Linked DNA regions of Mus musculus: region 1 is linked to region 2. A link is a loop called in an ENCODE intact Hi-C map of the cell type or tissue named here. Cell type or tissue: gastrocnemius. All regions are shown on one strand. Links, peaks and the distances in the headings refer to the core of each region. The heading gives the core; the rest is flanking DNA. Region 1 has its middle 14 kb from the start of Gm42010. Region 2 holds the start of Gm30028 (a long non-coding RNA gene).

What was found. Peaks named below come from ENCODE experiments on the same cell type or tissue, not always from the same donor. Only the 100,000 strongest peaks of a DNase experiment are listed, where the experiment ranks them.
Region 1: it touches region 2 in a loop (3.0-fold over the local background); 3 of 42 quality-filtered maps call a loop at or near these places.

Annotation. Positions count from the first base shown.
Region 1 is chr5:116,889,162-116,899,159 of GRCm38, forward strand. No RefSeq gene overlaps it. Among named protein-coding and RNA genes, the nearest start is that of Gm42010, 14 kb to the left of the region's middle. In gastrocnemius, for the core only: a CTCF peak has its summit at 5,598 (motif pointing right); DNase peaks (open chromatin) are centred at 5,567 and 6,324.
Region 2 is chr5:117,014,621-117,024,618 of GRCm38, forward strand. Gm30028 (a long non-coding RNA gene) reads right to left here and starts at 3,436. Exons shown (of 4, transcript XR_878713.2): 1 at 3,337-3,436. In gastrocnemius, for the core only: a CTCF peak has its summit at 3,739 (motif pointing left); no DNase peak of the experiment used is centred there.

The DNA.
Region 1 (9,998 bases), core at 4,126-6,625, 120 kb before region 2:
AAGACCATCTCAAGGAGCTTCAGTGTGCTGATTGAATGCTCTTGAGCACTGCGGTAGCTGTTCAGCGGTATGGGGACCTGGGTTTTACCGCCATGTAGCTAATAAGGCTATTAACACAAACCGAGCCTGCCGCCCGAACTTAGGACACCATAAATCTCTCTTCCCACTGGAAGGATTTACAGTGTGGCGCACTCAGAGGCCACTGTCTCTTGCTGTGTTCTGCTTTCAAGACTTGGCAAGGAGAGGCAGGGCCCAATAAAGGGAATGCAGTCCCCAGAAAGGAGGGAGACGTCTAAGCTGGGCCTGGACTCAGCTCCCGTTCCTGCTGTCAGCTTATGGCTCTGACCGGTGCCGTGGGCAGATTGAAATTTTATGATCCTGATCATGTAGCACCTGCTTATGTCCCGTTTATAGAGCGAGTGCCTTGTGCCAACCTCTTCACAAAAGGAGGAGCTATCAATCTCCTGGCATCTTTTTGGAAGTGAGAACACATTACACCCTCCCCCTCTCTCTCTCTGTGTACATTCATATATGTGCATGCTGTATGCCTGTGTGTGCACAAGTGTGCTCATTTGTTCCTGTTTGCCTGTGTATCTATATGTGTAAGTGCATACCTTCATGAGTACATATGCACAGGTGTATATGTGTGCGCATGTATGTGCATGTCTGTGTACATGGTGTGCATGCAAGTCTGTGTGTATGCATGTGTGGCTGTGTCTTAGTTAGGGTTTTACTACTGTGAACAGACACCAAGACCAAGGCAACTCTTATAAGGACAACATTTAATTGAGGCTGGCTTACAGGGTCAGAGGTTCAGTCCAATATCATCAAGGCGGGAGCAGGGCAGTGTCCAGGCAGGCAGGCATGGTGCAGGAGGAGCTGAGAATTCTACATCTTCATCTGAAGGCTGCTAGCAGAATATTGGCTTCTGGGTAGCTAGGATAAGGTCTTGAAGTCCACACCCACAGTGACACACCTATTACAACAAGGACACGCCCACTCCAACAGGGCCATGCCTCCTCCAACAGGGCCATGCCTCCTCCAACAGGGCCATGCCTACTGCAACAAGACCACACCTTCTAATAGTGTCACTTCCTGTGCTGAGCATATACAAACCATCACAGTGTGCATACGGCTGTATTATGTTCATGCACATGTCCATACATGAGGTGCCCTTGTGTGTAGGTGTACATTCGTTTATGTGTGCATGCGTATGAGTAAGCATGTGTTCCCACTGAACAGTGCTCTCATCTCACAGTTTACCTGAACCAGAGAATTTAACCATGACATTCCCAAGCTCAATCACTTTGGCCATTCTTATTTTTCTTATTGATTTTTACATTAAACAATGTAAAATGTCAGGTTTAGGTTTCCTCATTTTGGGGGGAGCTGTGAACTCCACTAGGGGATTAAATACCAAAAGTCATCAATGGAAGGGTCTGGCAGGCCCGTGCTTCCATCCAGTGAGCTGTAACCCAGACCGTGGCTCTGCCCTCCCTCCTAGGACATGCTCTCTGTGGTAAGACTCACACCTATCTGGTGTCTTCTGCCTGAAGCTCCAGGGTTGGCTTTGCTGACTCCAGCCTCCTTCCCTCATTCCTGTCCCATAATACCCAGGTCCTATTTAGGGGTCAAGGGCCATGATACCCCAGGGCCATTGGAAACAGTATCTGTGTATATGTGTTTGTCTGTCTGTCTGTGTGTACATCTATGTATATATGTATGTTGTGTATACATGTGTATGTATTCATATATATGTACATATGTGTGTGCACGCCCTCACTCATATGTGTCTACTGTATCTCTACCTCTGCCTGTCTGGATATACAATTCCCAGGAGTCTCTGCCTCTGCTCCATTCACTCTATGCCTTTGCTTCACCCCTCTATGCCTCTGCCCCACCCCCTCTATGCCTATGCTCCACCCCCTGGTACCTCACAGAGCACTTCTTTCCTCGTGTGTCTTCTATTAGGACTTTCTCTAAGCATTTTACAAGATGTGTGACTCAGCTTTCCACCCCTGTGACAACATAAAATAGAACTCAAGAAAATCAACTTGTGATTGGTGTGTGGTGTCAGAGGTGTCACTCGCTGTTTCTGGGCTGCAATGGGACAAAGTGTCAAGGTGAGAAGTGTGTGGTAGAGTGGGGCTGCTCAATTCTTGCTGTCCAGAAAGAAGAGAAGGGAGGATGGGAGAGGGTGGGGGAAGGCAGGGGAGTGTGGGGAAGGGTGGGATCCACCCTAAGTGACCTTCTTCCTCCAACTAGGCCTGTCTCCTAAAGTTTTCTCCCAAGATTCCACTGAGCTATGAATCTGTCAAGAGATTCACTCAATGGTGAAGTCAGACCCCTTATGGTACGGCTACCTCCCGGGTCTAACTAAACATTACTGTTCTGGGGGTCCCAGCCTTCAATGTGTAACTCTTTGGGGGAGGGTGTTTCAAACCCAAACCATAAAGAAGCTGAGCTTCATCTACTCGCACAATGGCTTTCCTGTGATCTAGAATCATTCCTACCACACATGTCTAAAAGCTTAGTAAGTTCTGACTAAGGGCTCACAGTAGGACAGTTAAGTTATACATCGACCTGATTTGGCTGAGTGATGCCCAGATACCTGGCAAAGCACCGTTTCTTAGCCTGGCTATGGGGCCGTTTCCAAAAGATATTAAAATTTCCCTGTTTTTAAATTTAGTTTTCACTGATAACATTAAATAAATGTATGTACTACATGTGACATTACACACAGACGTTCACTTAGCATCCACCTATGAGAGCAGACATGTCATTTTTTTCCCTTTCTGAGACTGGGGCGTCTCCCTTTCTCGTTTCTCTGCAAATCTCACAATTACCAAGGAAACCAGGGCTCTAGGAATACAATCACTTTTCCAGAGAGAGAAGAGCTTCTAAGTTCAGAAAGCAGAACTTGGACTCAAGTGTGCCTGAGCTTCCGAGGAAGCTACCCAGCCTTACCTTGAAGGTTCGAGCAGTATGCATAGGATAGATAGTCCAATTACCCAGGCTCCTATCAAAGATGCTCTGCTGCCTCAGTGGTAGGGCACATGAAGCCTCAGGCATCCCCACTGTTGGGATCTCGAGTGCATTGTTGATACAGGCATCACTATCACAAAGTAGCTGCAGAGAGTCCAGGGTGAATTACAGATGTCAAAACTGACACTTGGGTCCTTACACGGAATGGTGTCACATTTACCTGCAGTCTGCCCGGCATCCTCCCACAGACTCTCAGCCATTTTAGCTCACAATCTACACCTACCACAGAAGACAGACGCCACATGCCAAAGGAGGTCAAGATGGAGTTTGGTAGGAAAGGGCTCAGTGTCCACTCTGGGAACTGGGAAGGAGATCTTAAGAGGAGGTAGGGTGTGAGGATAAAACCCAGTTCATAGTGCAGTTGCCTGGCATAGACAAAGCTCTAGGTCTGATTCCCAAGATCCCATAAGCCAGACATGGTGGCACATACCTGCAGTTCCAGCATTCTGGAGGTGGAGACAGGAGGATCAGAAGATTAAGGTTACCCTCGAGGACATAGGGAGATTGAAGCCAACCTTGGGTCCATGAGACTCAAGTCTTAGAAAACTATTTTTAAGTTACATTATAATATAAATATAATGGAAATTATTGCTGTTCCATTAGGGAATAATAAGAAAAAATATCTATGCAGTCAATACAGTGGATTTTCCTCCGAATATCTTTCTTCAATATGGTCTCAGCTGTGTCCACCAACATAGAACTTTCATACACAGAAGCCTGTGTGCAGTGTCCCCGAGCATAAACTGCTGGAGAGAGATGTACTGTTGTGGTTTCACACCTAGCTTTTTATTTACCTGGGTAAGTTCCTTCCCGGAGAACTTAACACGGACCTGCCATCCCACACGGCTGCTGCTGCTTCGCGTTCACACCTCCACCCGCGTTCTCATTTCTTTAGTGTATCTTTCAATTTGAGAGATGAGAAATGGCGTCTCCCGGGTGGTTGGATTTGCAATTTTTACCACAAGCGAGGTTAAATCAATCATCTGTGGAGTGACTGCTCTTGAGTTGAGCAGAGAGAAGGTAATTCGGGAGCGAGGGGGACATGTGATGCTATTTATCAACATGAGGACCACGCAGCAGCAGAGGGCAGAAGCCCCCCCACCCCCGCCCTTTCAGGAGCAGCTTGAGCTACAGCAGAGCGCACACCAAGGTAGAGTTCAGCTGGAAAGACCTCAGTGCCTGTCCTCAAGCTGGAAGAGAGGTGTCAGGAGCAGGCAGGTGGGAACCCTGAGCAGTGAGAATCTCCCCTGTGCATCTCTCCCCTCACATGCTCTGCCTTACCTGCCTTCCCAGCTCCCAAAGCTCCGCCCCCTCTTGCCCCCTGACCTTTGTACTTTCCGTTTCCTCAGTCCTACCCCTACTCCTGCGGAGCCTCTTAACTTTTCAGGTCGCTTCTCTTCCCTCCGGAAGAGCCTCTCAGACACATTCGTGTTACCCTGTGACATCTGCTTTCCGAGGTAATTAATGAACTGTGTGTAATTATCCATATTCCCAGTCTATAGGCTCTGGATAGACCGCTGCCTCTGAGAGAGCCCAGTCTTACCCTTGGGCTCCCCCTGCCTTGGGTGCTGTCTGGGTGGTCGACTCGGTGTGTCTTGCTCGATAACCTGCATCAAGCTGGCGATGCCAGGTCTGCACATTGCATTTCTCTGCTGAGTTTCTTCATTGGTTCTGTCAATAGCTGGAAGAGAGCAACACCCCCGACCTCAAAGGACAGAACGCAAATGGAAAGGGGCAGGCTAGGGAGAAGAGCTTCCTGTGAGGCACCTCCCAACAGTGTCTTACAGCCAGCTTTCTCCACCTCTCCCAAGAAGAGGTTCAAGCCTCCAACTGCCGTTTACACTCCTTATCACCCATCTCCAAGGGCATCTCAGATGGATGTGATGCCTTCTTAGATCTGAGCCCTAATGCCACAGCCCCCTCTCCATAGCTTCTCTCTGCTGTTCTTTCCATATGTCCCCAAGGCAATGGGGGTTGGTTGGTCATTACCGGCATCCTTCTGTCACTAGGCCTCCAACAGCGCATGCTCAGTCATGCTGTTTCCTCTATCCACCCATAACCTACATCTTCCTAGATCCCTTCATCAAATCCTCTCTATTCAAATGCCTACTTTGGTTTCTGCCCTTCCTCGCTGAACCCCCGTTGGCTCAGCGACACTCGATGAAATTCCATTCAAGCCCTAGAATGTCCCATGGTCAAGAGCTTGTGCAAACAGCTGTTCCAGAACTGACAGTTGAGAATCTCCTGTGGGCCTGACATCATGGCGGGTCCTCGGGGTCCAGACAGGAAACAAACAGAATGAGCCAGGAGCATTCAGGTCTTCTCTCAGAGAACAGGAACTCCTTCTCCCTCCCCGATGCCCTTCCTAAAGCAAAAGCAAAGGTTCCTCCTGCCCTCTGCCCTCTGCCCTCTGCCCTCTGCCCTCTGCCCTCTGCCCTCTGCCCTCTGCCCTCTATGGTGATTTTCAGTGCGTTTGTTTGGGTCTCCGGAGCATGCAATCATCTCTTGCACACAACTGAGTTGACTAGAAGATTGCCTTTTGCTCCTCCCCTAGATGGCGCTATAGAGCATTGTGAACTGTGAAAAGCCAACCTCTGACCGGAAGGCTGTAACTACTCACAGCCGCCCTCAAGAGAGAACCTATTGGGCCCTCATTCTTTAAGTCTGGGAGGTGACACAGTATATACAGCATTTGAAGGTTGACTAAAGAGGAGACTCCATCTAGACAGCAACGGGGAAGTCATCATTCATTCTGGGGTGAAACTTTTTAGAGACATAGCCTCTTGGGGGCCATCTATGCCTTCACCCATGATTTTAGAAGCCAGGTGAGCTCATTCATTTGCCAAGCTGGACCCTGGCAATTGTTTTTAGATCTGCTCTCCATGATCTACCCAGAGAGAAAGTGGGAATTTGTTTATGTTTACCCAGAAAAAGGTTCACAGAAGGCAGCACCCACTCTCTAGTCTCTCCATCAGTCAAATGGTGTCTCTACAAATTGGCAGGCCTCCCTTGGGTGGTACCACCCCTCCCCCTGACTACTACAGGATCACCCATGAAGAAGGTACCCCAAGATGGGGGGTGGGGGGGGAAGCGGGTAAAGAACTCCCTAATTAGTTTTGGCATTATCAGCCTCCAGCAGAGAAACCTTTAATAGATGTAAAGGATGGCGTACTTCTGCGTGGGACCTTCAAATTATCCCAGACAGCCAGCAGAATTTGAGCCAATACGGGGTGTGACGAGGCAGGCTGGCAGGGGTGGGTGCAGAGAGAAGGCAGCCAGAAACCTAATTAGCCAGGGCTGCTCACACCAAGCGGCTCTGTTCCCGGCTGCCTCCTGACGCATGACATGTTGAAAAAGAAATCATTAGGGGGGCTCCTTGCACACAGCTCCTTGTTAGAAACGCATCCTCGACAGCCCTAATTGGAAGCGGAGAAGTGAGGAGGAGGCAGAGCACGGGAGGAAAGAAGGAGGAGGGTGGGCAGCAGTGGATTGTGGGTAATGCATACACAAAGCAGGCTATGTCCTCTCTCTTTCCATTGAGGGGTGTGTGTGTGTGTGTGTGTGTGTGTGTGTGTGTGCACATGGAGGCCTGAGGTTGATGTTGGGAATCTCCTTCAACTGTTTCTCCACCTTTGTGAAGCAAGGACTCTCAATCAAACCCAGAGCTCACAGATGTGGCTAGTCTGCCTAGCCAGTTTGTTTGGGAGAACCTTTATCTCCAACCTGAGGTGCCACTTGGTATTTTTGTAGGTACCAAGGATCAATTCCAGTTCTCAAGCTTGAACAGCAAGTGCTTTAACCACTGAGCCACCTTGCCAGCCTCCCAAAATGGGATGTTTTTGAAAGTTTTTTGTTTTGTTTTAATATATGAGTCTCTCTCTCTCTCTCTCTCTCTCTCTCTCTCTCTCTCTTTCGTGTGTGTGTGTGTGTGTGTGTGTGTGTGTGTGTGTGTGTGTGTGTGTGTATAGAGTCAGGTGTGCAGGTGCCCTGGGCTGCCACAAGAGGGTGCTAGATCTCTGGTGACTAGAGTTGTAGGTGGTTGTGAATGGCCATGTGGGTCGTTGGGAACCAAACTCAGGTACTCTGTCAGAACAGATAGTGTTCTTAACCACTGAGTCATCTCTCCAAGCCTCAAATAAGGCATAAGCTAAGGCTGACTCTATAGCTCCCACTTTTGTCCACTCCACCTATGGTAACCTGTAAAGGACCAGTTTCCAAGGCAGCCTGATGTAGGAAAACTGGCTATGAAACACAGGCAACATTTTCATAGTATGATTAAGATTTATAAACTGGTTCAAAAATACCGAAGCCTGAGCATGTTTTCTCCCCGCCCCCTTCCTTTATTCCTGTAGGAAGAAAAAAATCAATTACAATACATTCAAGTCATCTTTCTCAGAGCATTCTGTGCCTGTATATCCCAATATCTCATATTCAGCAGTAGAAGAGACATGGAGAGTTCAGGTTACAATCAACCTGTTCCATTTTCCCAGTCTAGTCATGCAGGGTGTTCTTTCACAGGGAATATTCACACCCCACCCTCTACCAATACAGGGAAAGCTGTTTTGAATTTTGATGCCCAAGTCAGCTGACTTCAAAGATAGAAAGACCTGATTCCTGCTCCCTCCCTGAGCATGTGGGCACTCTGAGACCAGCAACAAGACATTGACAAACCCTGAGCTCTGGTTCCCGCTTTGAGGATACAGACAACAGCCATCAGCATGTCAGCCTCTGGACTCAGGCTGCTACTGGGAAACAGAGACCCTCACGTCTACATTATTAGTGAGCCAGGACTGTCATAGAATCTGGGGGGGGGGTGCTAAAGGAGGTTGCCTAGTTAGTTTTATGTCAACTTGGTATAAACTGGGGTTATCTAGGAAGAAAGATCTTCAATTGAGAATCTACCTTCATTCAGTTGGCCCAAAGGCAAGACTGAGGTACGTTTTCTGGATGGATGATTGATGTGGGAAGGCCCTGCCAACTGCATATGTGTGCTGTCACCTCTGGGCAACTGGTCCTGAGTTGTATAAGAAAGCAGGCTGAGAAAGCCACTGGGGAGCAAGCCAGTAAGCAGCACCCCTCCATGGCCTCTGCATCAGCACCTGCCTCCAGGTTCCTGCATTGACCTCTTGTCCTGACTTCCTTCAATGGTATCCTTTCCTCCTCAAGTTGCTTTTGGCTGTGGTCTTTATCCCAGCCATAGAAAGCAAGCGAAGATAGGATGGTAGGGTCTTTCAGTAAGAGCCTAAAGCCACTACCCTTGATGTTTCACATCGAAGATGGGTACCAGACTTTTTTATTTGCCTCCCAAAGGTTTCCCCACTAGAGAACCCTCAAGAGCTAGGTGAGTGGGTGGTGAGCTCTCTAGATTGTATGCCTGGCCAACAGCTGCTCAGTCATGCTTGCAACAGAATTCCAGTTTAGTCTCTTAAGAGCTGAACATTTGTCCATGTGAATGTTTGGGTGTGCGCACGTACCTGGAAGCCAGCCTCAGACAGCAGTTCTCAGATATCCACCTTGGGGTTTTTGTGGGCGGGGGCACCTTGCTTTCAGGTATAGCATTTCCCATTGGTGTGGAGCTCACTCAGGAGGCTAGGCTGGCTTTCCAGCAAGCTCTGGGGATCTGCTCATTTCTGTGTCCCTATTGCTGAGATTATCAGGGTGAGCCACCACTCCCAGTTCTTTTGCTTGGGTATCTGCAGATCAAACTCAGCCCCATCTCCTTGGGTTTTACCAAATGAGCTGCCTCCACACTTCAACAACTCAATATTTGAAGGCAAATTGTACCCAACTCATCTCCAAGGGAAGAAAACCAACCATAAATAACACCTTTGCCCTTGTCAGCGACTGAAGTAAGATCGCCTGACATGGCTCTAACCATGATGGAAAATCTGATGGAAGCTCCTGGAAACGGATATCTTCATCTTCCAGAGTTGACACTGTCAAGACTGGTGTCTTGGTGCCTGGGGCTTCTTCAGCTGTCTCAGAAACAGAATGAAAAAGAGTAAGACCCAAAAGCCAGCCCCTGAGATGCTGGAAGACCCTGTAGTTTATTATAGAGCTGCCTTATCTAAAGACATCTTGATATAGAGGAAAATTATGCCCTGATCCACACTGGCTTTGTGAGAATTGTTCCTGTTTTTATCTGTGCCAGCACACTGTCCCATGTTGGATCTGGGATGAACAAAATCTTCTTGGTTTGGATGACAAATGGTGTAGTCTCCTTGCCTGGCAATAAACGGCCTTATTTTTAAAGCCATTTTGAGTTAAACTCACTCTCTGCATCCAAAATAGTCTAATTAAGCCAAGTTTAGAGAGGCGGGGAGGATATATCGGTATACATCTACACAAGTGTACAGGAGGGGCTGAAGTTCAGAGTGAAGGCTTTGTGGAATTTCCTATTCGTTACACCTTCTCCTCTTAGCTCTTTCAAAAACACTGTGACTATGAAAACCCGAAGCACACAAGGGAGGTGAGAGAGAAATGAAGCACATGAGAAAGAAATGAATACTGTGATGGTTTGTATATGCTCAGCCCAGGCAGTGGCACTATTAGAGGGTGTGGCCTTGTTGGAGTGGGTGTGGCCTTGTTAAAGTGGGTGTGGCTTGTTGGAGTAGATGAAGTCTTGTTGAAGTAGGTGTGGTCTTATTGGAGTGGGTGTGGTCTTGTTGGAGTGGGTGTGGTCTTGTTGGAGTAGGTGTGTCAATATGGGCATGGGCTTTAAGACCCTCAACTTAGCTGCCTGTAAGTCAGTCTTCACCTAGCAGCCATCAGATGAAGATCTCTCAGCTCCTTCTGCACCATGCCTGCTTGGATGCCACCATGTTCCTGCCTTAATGAAAATGGACTGAACTACTGAACCTGTAAGCCACCTCCAATTAAATGTCTTCCTTATAAGTGTCTGATCATAGCAGTAGAACCCTAACTAGGACAAACACCAAAGTTAGAATCTAAGA
Region 2 (9,998 bases), core at 2,560-5,059:
TCCCAGTGACTCAAGGCTCAAGACTGACTAAATCATTCCCAGGCTCCCATTCTCCTAGACTCTTGATTTTCCTCCTAGCATGAACCCAGGGATATGAAAGCAAAAGCCGACAGCATCCAGGACATCTCAAGCCAGGAACCAAATGTCTATACTTGACCAGCTCATGATTTAGATGCTAGTGATCTCAAAGTAGTCCTGGGGCTAAAGAGATTAACAAGCTGTAAATAAGCCATTGTCCATGGACCTAAATCTCTCCATATATGATTAATTGCCCAAGGCTAGGAACTGACTGCTCTGGTGTCTACCTATTGAAGGGGGGTTAGTTCCATCTGCCCTTTGGTGCAGCAGCAGAGGCCTGGCACACAGACAGTGGCATCCAGCAGACTGACCTACGGAACAACATCTGCTTGGGATGAGGCCACAGCAGGTTGGGAGTATGATGGGAGCAGCAGCCAGCCGCCATGTCTAGACTCTGAAACATTTCCCAACTCTGAGTAATGAAGATACAATGTTTCCTGTCTTCTTTTAGAAAAAAACGAGACTGCATAAACATCAGACTTGGTAAATGAACAGAGCCTTTGACCAGCAAATCGGCTCCTAAAAACAATGTGTCCCAATGATGAATTTAGCTGCAAGGATGTTCATCAAAGCCATTCTAAAATAATCACAAAAGACTAGAAATAATCTAAATGTCCACCTAAAGGGAGTTTGTTAAATAAGTCACATTCTAACATATCAGGGGAGAGAGTATTCATTCAAATTGATGCTTCTAGAGGCTAGAGGGAAGGTTCAGTCAGTAAAATTTTTGCCTCAAAAAATATGAGAACCTGATTTCAAGTCTCCAGCTCCCATGTAAAAAAAACACGATGGTAGTTTCTGTCTATAATCCCCGTGCTGACGGCTGGGGAGGTATAGAGGCATGCAGATCTCTGGCGCTTACTGGTCAGCCAGCCTAGTTGAATCAGTGAACTTCAGATCCAGTGTCCCAAAAAGGAGGGAGGGGCTGGGGTCTGGAAACAACCTGTCACTTCAGAGTGTTTGCAGGTCTTGCAGAGGACCCAACCACAGTTCCCAGCACTCCCGACAAGCAGCTCACAACCACCTGTAATTCCAGATCCAGGGTTTCTGATGCCCTCTTCTGGCTTCTGCAGACACCTGCACCAATGTGCCCAGACATTGAATTTAAAAATAAACATCTGGAAAATAAAGAAGCAAACTGGAGAGCAACCAATAATCAATGAAGCTATGCAATGTTGACCTCAGCCTCCACACACATGGCACACAGATATGGTGTACCACGAAAGCCCTGCTGTGTGGTTACACACACACACACACACACACACACACACACACAAAGATGCTGTGTTGCATCTTACCTCCATGAAAAAGGAAGAAAAGGAAAAGGGGTGGGGACAAAGAGAGAGCCATGGGACTCGAAGCTAAAACTTCTACTCTCCTCTGGAGAAAGATGCCTGGGTTATCCTGGAACTCCCAAAGGCAGAAGCCGACCTAAGAGTGGTGCCTCTGAGGGCTGCTTTCTTAAAAGAGGTTGGGAATGCCCGGAGAGATACAGGGGAAAGGATGAAGGGGTGACTTCAGAGCACAGGGCTCCTGCCTCCTACTCTGGACTCTGCCTCTGAGGAGCTTCCCAGCCTGGCCACCATACCCCAGCAGTGCCGGCTGCAGGGATCACTGAGGGTCTCTTTGAGTTTGCATAGCCTGCCTGGAAAAGAATTCTAAGACTCTTTGGATCCTAGCCTTAAAGCTTTCATCAACTTCACCAGCATTATCAACTATGCCTAATTCTCATAAGGTAATCAGTAGTGGACTTGCTTCCCAGCCCTCTCCTCCCCAGCCTCACTTCTCAGGATGAGTTCCTAAACTGAAGGGCAGGTCAAGGCAGCCATACTGGTTGTGGTAGTTTGAATATGCTTGGCACTATCAGATATGGCTTTGTTGTAGTGGATGTGGTCTTATTGGAGTAGGTGTGGCCTTGTTGGAGTGGGTGTGGCCTTGTTGTGGTGGGTGTGGTCTTATTGGTGGGTGTGGCTTTGTTATGGTGGGTGTGGCCTTGGAGTGGGTGTGGCCTTGGAGTGGGTGTGGCATTTTGGAGTAGGCATGGCCTTGTTGGAGGAAGTGTGTCATTGTGGGCCTGGCCTTTAAAACTTTCATCCTAGCTCCCCAGAAGCCATCAGAATGGGAGGTGGAACTCTCAGCTCCTCCAGTCCCATGTGTACCTGGATGCCGCCATGCTCCAGCCTTGATGATAATGGACTGAACCTCTGAACCTGTAAGCCAACCCCAATTAATATTGTCCATATAAGAATTGCTTTGGTTGTGCTGTCTGCTCATAGCAGTAAAACCCTAAGACATGAGTTGAGAAGACGTGGCCTTCCATAGCCACAGCTGCTTGACAGTTAAGGTGTGAATGCTTTTGTTGGGGAGACATTATTCTACCTACCACAGAGAAAAGAAAGAAAACTGGCACCTATCACAGTCCTGTAACCGCCTGCATTCTTGACATCTTAGACCTTAGCTGGTATGTTGACTATGTACCATTTGCTAGGCTGCCCAGAGAAGCCCCAATTTCTGCTAAAGAGGGGTTACATTTGAAGATCTTCCCCAGGCTCCTAATCACCCCTATCTGCTATTGGTTCCAGAACATTCCACTACATTTAAACACTTTCAAAAGCTCTGCTCAGCCAAATGCTGTCCGTCATTAGATGATGACCTAGGATCTGAGGGGACCCAATGAGTCATGAACTAGAAACAGGCAGCTCATCCTAAAACAGCGGTTCTCAAACTGTGGGTCATGACCCCTTGGGGGAGGTCACATATCAGATATCATAGATATCAAATATTTATATGATGGTCATAACAGTACCAAAACTCTACAACTGCAAAGGAACAATGAAATAATTTCATGGTTGGGGGTCACTACAACCTGAGGAACTGTATTAAAGTGTTACAACCTTAGGAAGGTGAGAACCACTGTCCTAAAGCAAGTGAAGGTTCTCCCCAACCTGGGAGCCATGGGACCCCCAAGCTAAGAGGGAAGCCATTTGCAGAAGATGTAGCACAGACTACTCAGGGGCATGAGCTTCAGGGGCACACACCACTTCACAGACATTTGCTAGGCAATGTATTCTACACCAGTGAAGAGGAGCATAAATGTAATGGGTGCAGGGTGCACAGTGCATAGCACAGACTCAAGCACATGGGCTGCCCCTGCGGAGTAACTGCTATTGCTGTTTCTGTGTGTCTCTCCCTTAGGCAGCAACATTCTCGTGGGAGCTGCCTTTGTGCCATGGCTGGTGTGTCCTTCCCTCTCCGTACCTGATCAGCTTCCACACACCCATCAGGTCTCCTCTGCTTCCACCCTCCCCTAGGAAAAGCTCTCAGACCCCACTAGAAGGCACAGCATCTCCTGCTTAACGTTCTCATAGAATCCTGGGTTTTCTTTGTAGTCATAATCCCAATTGTTAAGTCATTATTTATGTAATAATTTGTTTGAGCCCTGACTTCTTCAACAGTATGAACTCTCTGAGGACAGCAGTTAATTGGCACCCGGTGACTGATTCTGTCTCATGGGCTCATATGTGTCACTTCTAGGCAGATGTACAGAGTTGACACTGTAATGCTCTGGTTACCAACTGCCCACGGAGAGGATGGCAACTATTAACCTGTGGTCACTAAGTGGCTATAGGAAGAGCGCCCTCTGTTGTTTGTGCTGCATAAGAGCTGGAGGGGGGTTACTAAACACAGTCTGGGATTTCAAAGCTAAGATATTTGCATTTCTATAGACATGGCCTATCCTGCACTATACATTGCTGTAGTCACTGTGCGTGGCCCAGCATAGAACACACAGAAATAAATGAATGGCTCTCTTCTGGAACCACAGAACTGAGATTGAGCAATATTGCCCATCCGTGGGGATGAACCATCACTGCCAACCTTCCCCACAAAGGAGAGCAAACCAGGACACTTGAGGAGAGTGCTGGATGCCCCACTTATGGCTGAGTGCTGAACAGTCATCTGTTGTCAGCACATGGTTGGCTTTTTTCAGTCCGTTATCATCATGGCAGGAAGCATGGCAGTGTCTAAACAGACATGGTTGCTGGAGAAGGATCTGAGAGTTCTACATCTTGATCCAAAGGCAGCCAGAAAGAGACTATCTTCTACAGGCAGCTAAAAGAAGGCTCTCTTCCATACTGGGCAGACCTTGAGCATAGGAGCCTCAAAGCCCACCCCCACAGTGACATACTTCCTCCCACAAGACCACACCCACTCCGACATTGCCACACCCACTCCAACACGGCCACACCTACCCCAGCAAGGCCACACCTCCTCCAACATTGCCAAACCCACTCCAACAAGACCACACCTCCTCCAACATTGCCACACCTCCTAGTAGTGCCCCTCCCTGGGCCACGCATATTCAAACCACCACACTGTCCACCAATATCCTCTCATGGAGTGAGGAGAGGCTCATGAGGCCCAGCCCTTCCTTGGGGATTGACAGACAGTTCATAGTCTTAGGGGAAGGAGACATTTCTTCAATGGTGGAGCAATTGGTAGCATGCCCACTCCTGTAAATAAATGCTCACCTGGGTCACCCATTCACTAAAGGGTTAAAATTAGGTTAAAAGATGAAGGGGATCAGCGAGATTGGGAGGGGGACAGGAGAGTGTAATGATAAACATGGTCAACTTCATTATGCACAGGTATGAAAATGTCATAACAAGTCATTATGTATAATAAACACAACCTAATAAATAACTTTTAAGTCAAGGGTTTCTGTCACCCAGTCCAGCAGCTAGAAATACAGCTCTTTGACCTTGAAACTGCAGGACTCAGGTCGCAAAAAACCCTCATTGAAGCTGAGCACAATTAGGTACTCAACAACCTGGGAAAACCCACTACAACCCAAGACATTAGTCACAGGGCATTGTTTAGAAATGGCTTCAATTTATAATATTTATGAATTGATCTGCAGGAACCTGTATACACCGCTCATCAATACAACTAATTGGCTTTATGGCTTTGTTTGGTCAGCTGACGCGTTCAGACTCCCGTCTTAAGGAAAAGAGGAACTCACACGCTGGGGTTTGACTAGAACACTGAGTGCTGGGGGTTTGGCCAGGGAATTGACTGAAATGGGTACATTTAAGAAAGTGAAGAGACTGGAGGTGTAGCTTGGGTGGTGAGGTGCTCTGGTAGCAAGCAGGCATGAAGCTCTGAGATTGATTCCCCAGCCTCTCAGAAACCCGTGTGGTGGTGCGTGCTTGCAATCCCAGCACTAAAGAGGGGAAGTTAGGATGGCCAGAAGTTCAAGGTCATACAAAACACCTTTCCCTCCTATTCACCCCTTGGGTCTCAGCTCAACATGTTCACAGTAAAAGGGACAAAGAAACTATGGCTCTGGGTTTGCTTTGTTTTTAAGACTTATTTGTCTTTATTTTGTGTGAGTGTTTTGCCTGATTGTGTAACTGTGCAGCGTGCAGTGCCCACAGAGGCCAGAAGAGGTCATCAGATCCCCTGTGACTACAGTTACAGATGATTGTGGGTGCTAGAAATCAAACCCAGGCCCTCTGGAAGAACAGCCAGTACACTTGACAACTAAACCATCTCTCCAGCCCCAGGTCTACAATGATTAATACATATCAGCTCCTGAGGATCATTGGTGGAAAGCAGGGGTGTTGGTGCCTCAACACTGGCCCTGCTATGTGTGATGGCATGGATTACTGAAGCTCTGACAGAAACATTGGTACAGTGGTTGGAAGATGAGCAAAGCAGACTACAGCAAAGGAAGCTCCTTGCTATAGCATGGAGAGTGTCTACTGAGTCCACCATTTGTCCTTGGATCTAAACAGAGAAAAGAGGCTGGCTAGAAGGCCCCAGCAGGTAAAGGCCCTCCACCCAACACAACTACCTAGCTAGATCACTGGGACCCATGTGTTGGGAAGAGAGAACCACCTCCTCCATATGTATGCTGTGGCAGGTGCTTAACATACACACATACATATGCACATACATGTATATATACATAAATATACATAATAAACAAATGCCTAGATGCCCGTGGTCTTTGAGAACCTCCACATATGTATGTCTACTGTTCAGGAAGCCTTAAACATGATTGACAGATCCCATTGTCTTAGTTAGAGTTTCCATTGCTGTGAAGAGACACCATGACCAAGGCAACTCTTATAAAGGACAACATTTAATTGGGGCTGGCTTACAGGTTCAGAGGTTCAGTCCATTATCATCATGAGGGGAAGCATGGCAGCATCCAGGCAGGCATGGTGCAGGAGGAGCTGAGAGTTCTACATCTTGTTCCAAAGGCAAACAGAAGAGTGACTTCAAGGCAGCTAGGAGGAGGATCTCCTTGCCATGCCCCCAGCAAGGACACACCCACTCCAACAAGGACACACCCACTCCAACAGGGACACACTCCTAATAGTGCCACTCCCTGGGCCAAGCATATTCAAACCACCACATCCACTATCACAGGAAAGGTGGAAAGGTGATATGGCTTGGGCGTGTTCATATTTCCCTTTAACCTGAGGGCTTGTTCCTGCTAAACAAACCTCTGGCTGAGCTACATACTCTGTTCTATTTTCAGTTTTTATTTTGAGACATTGTGTCAGTCAATTTAGCTACCCGAGCTGGTTTTGAACTCACTCTTGTGGCTCACTCTGGCCTTGAACTTGTAACTCTCTTGCCTCAGCCTCCCAAGCAGCCAAAACTCTGAGCCTGTACCCCTAGGCCAAGTGGGCAATGGGGTTTGTGGCGACTTGGGGGAATTTTGTGAAGGTCCAGGTCGCTGAGCCTGCATACAAGGGATAGCAAAAAGGATTTCCAAGAGGAGCAGAAATCTGACACCTCTTGCCTGTTGATGTGCAGAAGATGCTGTGAGAAGAGTGTTTCTCTGATGGACTGAGATGGGGGTGGTACAGAGGCACGTGGGCCAGCCAGTGCTCAAGGGGATGTCAGTTCCTCAGGAAAGTGAAACACGCTGGGGGTGAGAGGAAGAAAAGAAAGCAGCAGGGTTGTCCAGTGAAGGTCGGAAAATTTTGTAATCTGTCTCCTGAATACTCAAGTAGGAGAGACAGAATGGAAATATCCCAAAAGCTCAGAATTAAATGGATGGATGGATGGATGGATGGATGGATGGATGGATGGATGGATGGATGGATGGATGAATGAATGAATGAAAACACTAGGCCTGGCAGATCACTTATGTCAGTAAGTAACAAATTAAAAACAGAGGTTTAAAGAGGAGCTAGCGGGAAGAGTTCAGTCTCCTTTTCCAGCATGAGCTTGTTCTTCAAGGCATTATGTGTCCCAGTATTTGAATGTTGGGTAATTTACCTTAATTCAAGCCATTCTCCTCGTCCTTCTCCTCCTCCTCCCTCCTTTTCCTCTTTCTCTCTCTTCTCTTCTTCTGCCTCCCCTTTCTTTTCTTCCTCTGCCTCCTCTTACTCCTCTTCCTCTTCTTCCTCTACCTCCTTTTCTTCCTCATTTTCCTCCTGCTGCTCTTTATCTTCCTCCTCCTCCTCTTCCTCTTCTCTTCTTCCTCCTCTTCCTCCTTTTCTTCCTCTTCTCTTCTTCCTCCTCTTCCTCTTCCTTCTTTTCTTCCTCCAGCTGCTCTTTATCTTCCTCCTCTTCTTCCTCTTCCTTTTCCTCCTCCTCTTCCTCCTCTTTTTCCTCTTCTTCCTCTTACTCTTCTTCCTGCTCCTCCTCTTCCTTCTCTTCCTCTTCCTCCTTTTCCTCCTCCTCCTTGTTCTTCTACTCTTCCTCCTCCTCCTCCTCCTCCTCTTCCTCCTCCTCCTCCTCCTGGCTGCCTGTATCCTTTCACACATCATAAATCCAGGCACTTTTTAACATTTTGAACCTTGATTGTCAACTTGATGGGATTTAAAAACACCATGGAAAGGAATCTCCAGGCATGCCTACAAGGGTAGTTGAGGAGAGAAGACCAACCCTACATTTGAATAACACCATCCAACTGGATGGGGGTTCTGGTCCAAATAAGATGGAGGAAGCAAACTGAGCACAGTTATCCACTGTTCTGTGCTTCCTGACTCTCGACACAACATAACTGGCCACCCAATACCTTCTTTGCCATATAGTTGCACCACCTAGACCTGTGAGCCAAAAACTAAACCCTTTCCTCTTTAAGTTGGGTTTGTTGGTTATTTTGTTACAGTAACAGGACAAGTCATGGCTACAAGCTCCTTTCTCAGTTCTCAATCCAGACCTAATTGGTTCATCACGGGTTGGGAATCTATTTCTGAACCAATCACCTAAGGCAAACAATAGAGTCAGGGAAGTAGCAGCAGTCACTTTCTCAGCATCCTCATGATTAGAGTGCAGGACTGGATGGGAACTGGCATTACTTGAGAAAATAAACTTCCCAAGAATAAATCTCTGTGAGTAATCCCTTCAAACTCTAACAGCTTGAAGATCTGAACTCCAGATAAAGTGTCCACTGCTGAAAATGCTTAATAGTGTGATTTTTCTTTTCTTTCTATTTTTTTTTAAATAATGATCTTTAGCCAGAGCTAATGCAACTCTTAAGCTGCCTCGGGCATGTGACAGTAGTCTCTGTCTTGCAGGGTCAAGCAAAGGAGCTGCAACTGGGGGGACAAAACAACTCACCATGAGCCCTCTGCCCCTTTCCTGACCCTTGGCCTCTCAACCCTGCAGTCAAAGAAGAGCCCTGGTGGACACACACCTAAGCCCACAGATGACTCTGGTTGCTAGCTTGGCTGGAGCACATCACCCTGTGTCATACTGAGTTGGCCCCAGCTGCCATCAGGCCAGCTCTCACTGGCTCCACAGATGGCAAATGAGTGGCTTACTCCACCCCTTGCTCCCAATCCAGCTGCTTCCACATTCCTTGACAATAACGCTAGTTCAGAAGCTAGCACTCGGAGCCAACCCTTGCTAGGCACAGCAGGGTGGGCAAGGCAGAGGAAGAACTAGCTGGCAAAGACAGAAGCAGGGGCCATCTCTTTTACGCTGGCCCCAGCAGCCTGGAAGGTACCATGAAGAGTGGGCAGCCAGACCTCAGCCAATAATAGAACTTTATCAAGTAAGGAGGGGGAGGGCTGTAAAATCACAGCGCCCCTTGCCAAGTCTCGGGGACACCTGCATCTAATGTATTTAACATAAGGAAGTCTTTATGGAAAAACACATCTACCTTTCCCACAGTCGGACTCGCATTGGATCTAGACTATTCTGTCTCCTGGTGTTCTCTCCATCTTCTCCTCCCCTCTCTCTCCATCCTGTCCGCTCTCATCTACCACATTCTCCTCCTGCCTGAAGAGCCTCAGCTACCTCCCAAAATGCTCAGTCATGTGGGGCTCGCCAGTCCCATGCCCAGTGATCAAAGTAACCTTTCTAAGCAGAAGGTTAGAGTAGGTCTCAGTTCTGCTCAAAGCCCAGCAGGAAGGGCCAAAGGGACGGCTTGGCAGTAAATAGCATGGACTGCTCCGACCGAAGACTCAAGTTCAGCAACTCAAGCTGCCAGCAACCATGGCAGTCAGCTCACAACTGCCTATAACTCCAGCTGCAGAGCATGCAATGCTTCTGGCTTCTACAGACACCAATACACACACACACACACACACACACACACACACACAAAGATAAAATAGAATTATTTTAAAGCAGTGACCCCTTCAAACATAGACTCCCAATTTCTTTACACCAATCCCAGAGACTTCCATACACTGATCCTGGCCACCTTCAGAAGCCTCCATCTCCAAATAGGACTGTGATATAAGGCAGGTGGTACCTTGCCTTTGCCACCCTGGCCCAGATTTGAAAGCTGACAGCTGCTTCAAGGGCTATCTTTGGTAACTAGAGCTTACATCCGCATGGCAGCAGACCCCCCAGGAAACCACCCGTGACAATAATAGGAAACGAGGAATCTATACCCCAGATCCATCAGCCTTGCGATGGAACAACTTCAATGCATGTCACATCAG